2 separate regions of the Mus musculus genome follow, and region 2 is linked to region 1. A link is a contact called in ENCODE Hi-C or POLR2A ChIA-PET data. All regions are on one chromosome and are shown on one strand. The core of a region is the stretch at or near the end of the contact, and the rest is flanking DNA. Distances in the headings are between cores, read along the strand shown.

What was found. Hi-C counts contacts between places; a loop is a spot of excess contacts on that map. ChIA-PET counts read pairs that join two places held with the same protein, here RNA polymerase II (POLR2A).
Region 2: a loop to region 1 is called in a map of v-Abl transformed pro-B cells, with 3 times the contacts of the local background. The contact joins the promoter of Lcor here to the promoter of Pik3ap1 in region 1. A Hi-C loop is called at or near these places in 1 of 37 maps with a recorded cell type or tissue (v-Abl transformed pro-B cells). POLR2A ChIA-PET finds 5 or more read pairs at or near these places in 1 of 5 experiments (Patski).

What each region holds. Positions count from the first base shown.
Region 1 is chr19:41,383,464-41,386,647 of GRCm38, forward strand. It overlaps Pik3ap1 (phosphoinositide-3-kinase adaptor protein 1), which reads right to left and starts at 1,639. Exons shown (of 17, transcript NM_031376.4): 1 at 1,494-1,639. The coding sequence starts at 1,506.
Region 2 is chr19:41,481,274-41,484,393 of GRCm38, forward strand. It overlaps Lcor (ligand dependent nuclear receptor corepressor), which reads left to right and starts at 1,409. Exons shown (of 8, transcript NM_001370767.1): 1 at 1,409-1,510; 2 at 2,254-2,327.

The DNA.
Region 1 (3,184 bases), core at 389-2,888:
TCCCCAAACCCTCCATCCACCCAGCTACCATAGCTGTTCCGTGTATCTCAAACACATAGAATAGACCCCTTGCCTGGGACATACTCCTCCCCAGGACCCCCTGCCTTCCCTCCTTCAGGGCTTGCCTACTTTCCCCTGTCCACTTTCCCGATGCACCTGCCTTGATTTTGTTATTCAATGAGCTGTTGCCTCCCCTGTTCTCAGTTACACAGCTTTCATCTTCTTACGACAGTGCCTGGAAACGGCAAGCACTCAATAAAGTTTGTCCAGTGAGTGGACCCTGAGCCACAGTGCTGCTTTATCCCATAGAGCCTGGCTAGGGAACCGCAGGCCATTGATGAACCACCCTCCCAGCCCCTTCAATAATAATAATAAGCATGTATTATCAAAGCCTTTTCTACCTTCGTTCCAAAGTACCATGACCCAAGGCTAGACCTTAGCAGATCTGGAGACAGTTGGCTTTAGCATCTGCTCCCTTCCCTCCCAAGCATTGACTTCCCCCAGCCCACGCTACACGATCTCTCTCAAGAGATGCTATCATCTGGTTTTCATTCTCTCTCAAAGCATCACGCTGGAGCTAGGTAAACACAAGTCAGCCAAACCGAAAACATGGCAACTCTCTCTTCTCATCTAGCAATTCCTCATTTAGTTACTGTTTTCTTTCACACCACCAAAACTCTGTGGTGAACAGAGACCAGACCGACAAGGTTCTCACCAAGAATCTACTACGCCTATAGCCACTGAGGTGTATAGGTGCTGCTCACTAACTGTCTCTCAACGTTGTCCTTACATGGTTTGTCCTGAACCTCAGCGAGCTAAGGACTTGCCAAGTGTACATATGCTCATGAGCTAGAAAGAAACCCAAGACCAACCAGAAGAAACTTCTGGCACCTTTTGATGATTTGCCCACCAAATTCCAATTACCCCTGGGCACATAAGTTACATAGAGAACAGAGTAAGAGTAAAATTAGAGTGTGGTCTCGGTTTTTTACCAAAATTCCAGAGAAGATATACAATCGCGGTGGACAAAGGGGGCTTCTGAAGCTGTCCCTGGACCACCTAAGACTGCCTGAGCGCCCCCTATTGGTTGGATAAGACCCTAAGAGAAGCATCTGGCTTCTTACAGAATCCGCCCTCCACCTCCTATCAACTGTCCTCAGAGTACTCAGAGTTAGAGCTGAGAAAGCGACCCTTGGCAACTTACAGCTAGAAGGGAGAAAAGAAGACTTAGAAACTGGGATAGGTCGAGCCCCAGGCAGGAGCAAGACAGAATCGTGCACAGACCGGTTAGGGGAAACGTGAGAAAGTTCAGAGGGGAAGTTTGCGACAGAGACTGGAGAAAAGACCGGAAAGAATACAAAATCCCCTCACTAAAGACTAAAGAAGTAGGGAGACAGGTCTCAAGACTGGGAGGGTGGTGTCAGAGAGCCTCAAGGACCAGGGGCGCGCGAGCCAGGAGCCGGGAGCTGGAGAGCGCTGCGCCTGCTACCCACCTGAGGCTGCCATGCCGTCCCGGGAGCAGCTCGCATCCCCGGCTGGCACCGGAGCACGGTATCCGGTGCCCACAGCCGCGGTAGGCGACGTCGCTGGCGCGGGGTTAGAAGCAGAGTCCAGCTGTGCTCAGGACAGTGGCGACTCTGGCGCTTCCTCCTGCCGGGCAGCGGGGACTCGCACGGGGGCGTGTCCAGAGGGTCTGCCCCGCCTGCGGGGCTCCGCGTGGCACCTGCACGCGCGGCGGTTGGGGAGGGGAAGTGAGAAGTCCACACGACCAGCCGCCAGCTCCCGGCGCCGACCCCTGCTCGTGCCACGTGTGTCCCGAAAGCAGGCAGCCACCTCGATGTCCCCCAAGAGCAGTCTGAGGTGCTGGAACTGGGGGAGGGAAGACAGACTGTAGGGCTAGCTAGTCTCAGACTTGAAGTGGGGAGGCATAGCACAGCTGTCCCAACCACCTTGTCCCTTGGGACTTGTCCTTGAGACACTGCCCCCAAGAATAGGGAAGGCCTGCAGGAAGGGGAAGGAGAAGCACCTGGCCCTAGGGTCTTGGCGTTGCCCTTGGGTGCCCTCCTGTGACCCTTCTGCATTTCCTTGGATCTGGCCCTCTAAGGGCACATGGGTGTTAAGCATAATCTTTGATAGATAGATGTTATCACTGCCAAGAACCTTCCACACACGATTGTTCCACTTCCACTATCAGAGCTCTTTGGCTTTCTTCCATCTTCCTCCACTTTAAAAAAAAAAAAAAAAATCTTAGTTTATTTATTTTGTGTGCTTGTGTGGGAATGTGCATGCACATGTTGTTCGGTTCACAGAGTGGACAGAGTCTGTTCTCTCCTTCCACCATGGAGTTCTGGTAAATCAAACTGATCAAAGTGGCTAGACACTAGGCAGCAGGCACCCTTACCCTGAGCCATGTCACCAGCCCCTTTCCCACTTCTGAGGGAATACATTAAACTGCCCGGATCGTCCAGGAAAAGACATCTAAGGGCCCCTTGATGGCAGCCTCAATACATCTATCTACAACTTCAGACCCTTGTCCTATAATGTAGCAAATTCACAGATCCTAGAGATTTGAGTCTGGGTATCTTTGGGCATAGTTTCTCCACCTAACACAGGCCAAGGGTCCCTAAAGCAGAGATGAACATGCTGCCTGCCATTCCCCCTGTTTAGGATATCCTTGGCCTCTGCCCCTACTCTGACACACCGTGATAGCCATTTCACACTATTAGAGTTCTTTAATTGAGCTTATAAAAACATTTCTTTATTTTTTCCAGAATGGCTTTAATTGATGCTTCCTGTATTCAGCTCTAAGTTCCTCAAAGTTAGCTCAATCTTTTTTGCTGTGGAGTCTCTATCCTCTGGTGCTAACTCTGGCCAGAAAATGTGCTCAGAAATGCATATGACCAGTAAATCCTTAGATCTGAGATCCAGGGACAGACCCCTCTTTTGAGACACTGAAAATTTGAGAATCCTGAGCCAAGAAGGAGGGACTATAAAATGCCAAAGTTAAGCCGGATGTTATAAAAGCCATTAGAGAGCAATGCTAACGGGAGGATTTAAAGTTTAGAGATCCTGAGCTTGAAGTGTCTGTGTGATGGGGAGCCCTGTCATGGCAGAAGGGCAAGGATGCAAAGGGTTGGGGGTTGAGAACCTTGTCATGGATGCCATCGTTGGAGTTGAGGCAGCA
Region 2 (3,120 bases), core at 159-2,658, 98 kb after region 1:
AGGGGTCTTGCTTTGAGACACGGTCTCATTATGTTGCCCAGGCTGGCCTGGCATTTGCAATCCTGCCTCTCAGCCCACCGAACTGTTGCTATTACCAGGTGTGCACCATCGTGGTCGGCTGATGGTGTAGTAGTCTAAAGCGATGAAACAGTGCGGGCTTTGAGAATTGTGGAAATCTAATTGGCTCTGAGATGGAAGGTGCCTACTACCCGTAATCTTACTCCTATCCAGGAGACCCACCAAGTCATTCTTAGGGGCAGTTACCCCCGTTCCCACGCCAGAGCGCCCTCCCTTCAAAGACCCAGACTTGATACACATCAGTGGAATCCTTGAGGTCAAGTGATGATTTTGTTTTACCTACAGAAATACTTACATTTAAATATTTAGAAGGAATGCACTCTCAAATTCTAAGGGTGAGGAAGAGGCCACCTAGCTTGTATTGGTAAGTAGCCATTTCCGTTTTTTTCATTTCCTATTTCCTCCTTGCTCTTTCTCCTCTCTTTCAAATAAATCAAGTAATTAATAGTGTGATGTTTAAACAAAACAAGGCTCCCTGTGCAAGGTGGTTTAATTATCCCAGAAGGCACCTGGAAATCCTTTCTCATCAAAATGTTCTGAGTCCTTTCCTGAACTACGGATCTGGGCGTATATTTCCCAACATATTCTTAAGCTGTTGTTTGAAAGTTTGAAATTCATTTTCTACTAGCACATTTTTTTTTCTCAGCTCTCTTAAGACTTTCAACTATGATCAGTCTTGCTAGTAAGAGATCCCCTAGGCTTTTTATTTGACTTAAAACCCTTTTCTTTTTTTTTTTTTTTTAAATTGGGGCTTATGAATACCGGCGAAGCATTTCGATAACTTAAAACTTAAAATTATCCACTTCACCTTTGCAAACCTCGGGGCTCAATGCCTCCAAGGGCATCCGGGCATTTATTCCTATTTCTGCTCTTGCACGGCGCCCCCGTGGGAGGAGCCGTTTCGACCGAGAAGTTGCGAGAAGCAATGGTGCGGAACTTGCAACAGTTGGTGCGGGCCGATAGGCAGGTAGGAAGTGATAGATGGGACTAGTTTAAAACCCAAAAGCCCCGGGGAGGGCCGGGGCCACCGTGGCCTGCCTGGAGAGCGAGGGCGGCGCGGGGACCGAGCGCCGGCGTAGAAAGACGCCGTTCCGGGCGGGGCGGGGGGACTGGACGTGGGACGCAGAGCTGGTGCGCGGGGACGCCGGGCGGGCGGGCGGGCGGGAGGAGGAGCGGGCCGCCACGGGGCCACGGGGAGGTGAGCGCAGCCTTGCCCCCGCGCCGCCCCCGGCGGGAGGCGCGACGCCCAGGCCACGGGTGCGTGCGCGGCCCCGGGCGACGCGGCTGGGCGTGCGCGGGGCCGCGGCGGAGGCAGGGCCGGGCGGGCGGCAGAAGATGGCGAGGGTGTGTAGGCGGCAGCAATGCTCCGTTGAGAGACGCGGCTTTCGGCAAGAACTGGACTCGTGGCGCCACAAGCTCATCCACTGTGTAGGTGAGGCCCTCCACCGGTGCCCCGGGCCGCCCGGCCGCCGGCCTCCCGTGCGTGGGAGGGAGCAGGGCAGAGTCCGCCGCGCTCCGGCCCCGCGCGCCCTCCCGGGCTCGGCCCCCTCCCCCACCCCCCGGAGCGCGAGCGCGCCGCCGCGGCGCCCCTCCCCTCGGCTCGCGGGGCGGGCTCGGACGCGCGGCCTCTCCCCCAGCGGGCGCATTGTGGACGCCGGGCCCGCCGCCGCCGCCGCCAGCGCGCCGGGACGCACGGGGTCGCCCCCACCTGCCCTCGCCCCGCGCCCCTCCCCCACGCCGGCGGCGCGCCCCCGTGCACGCGTGCACGCGCGGCGGCGCTCGGGCGTGTGCGAGGCGTGAGGTGGAGATGGGGGCGGAGGGAGCCGGAGCTGTCACAGGCCCCGCGTCCGCCTGAGCGAGCCAAGTGGGGTGTCATGGCCGCGGGGGGCAGCGGCTGCACTTCCTCTGCTGGCAGCGGCGGCTGCGGAGTTAGTCCTCGACGCACGGGTCGGTGTGTGCGGATTTGTGTTTGGCGTGCGCGCGCGGCGGGGAGGCCCGGGTGGGAAGCCGGGCGGGGGGGTCACCCTGGTCCCCTCCGCGGAGCCCCGGCGGCCGGCGACCGGCGCGCTTCCCCGGGCGGCGGGAGCGTGGACGGGAGTGGGGGGCGCCCGGGAGGGGCCGGGAGGCGAGCTGCACCTCTCACACTGTGTGTTTTGTCTGTTTTTCTCTCCCAAGGTCCCGTTTCCCTCTGTGCGGCGGCCGGCGGGACCATAAGGGCTTAACTCACATATTTAACCCCCCTCCAAAAAGTAAGTGGCTCTTGTGGTGTCTGCTCCACCCGCCGCCCCCTAGCCTCTGTCCATCCTTGTGTCTGACTCTAATGTCCTCAGCATTGTTATTTCCCCGTCTCTGCTTCGGTGCGGCTGATGTGTGGGGAAATGCCCTCTCGTCGTCCTCTGTCCCCCACGCCCAGTCCTCGGGGAGGCCCGGAATTCCAGCCCCCCGTGTGGATGGGGCGCGTTCTAGGGATTCAGGTCTTCCTCAGACGGACCTGGGAAATTCTGTCCGTCCACTTGGGCCCGGGGTCCCCTCTTTCCCGATGGGGTTTCGTTGGAAGGAATTATGCAAATCCTGCTTTCTGGTGTCCATTCAGCGGCAATTTCATGCGGTGAGAAGTTCTCTTTGTTGTGCGAGGGGGAGAACAGACACTGATTTAATAGACATATCTGCTGGGGGGGGGGGAGGGTGGAGGGGGTGTGGAGAGCCTCAGTTTGGAAGAATTACAGCACTTGGTTAGCTCAGTCTTTGTGTTGGAGCCTTCTGGCTTGACAGGAGGGTCTGCCCTTTTACAATGTCCCATAAGGGATGTTTTTTTGGTAATAGATGAAAAAGCAAAACTAAAACTTTAAAAAAAGTGGAAAATAAGGTAACCTGTACTTAGAGAAAATGAGCACTGCCATTTTTTGCAGTATTTCGTTATGAAAATGTGTATTGTGAATTTATTAAAGACTTAGACTGTAATACCAAATGTAATTAATTCGGTAAGATATTTGATACCACTTTGGTTGTCCAGAGGTTAAAAGTATATATTTTTAAATGTAT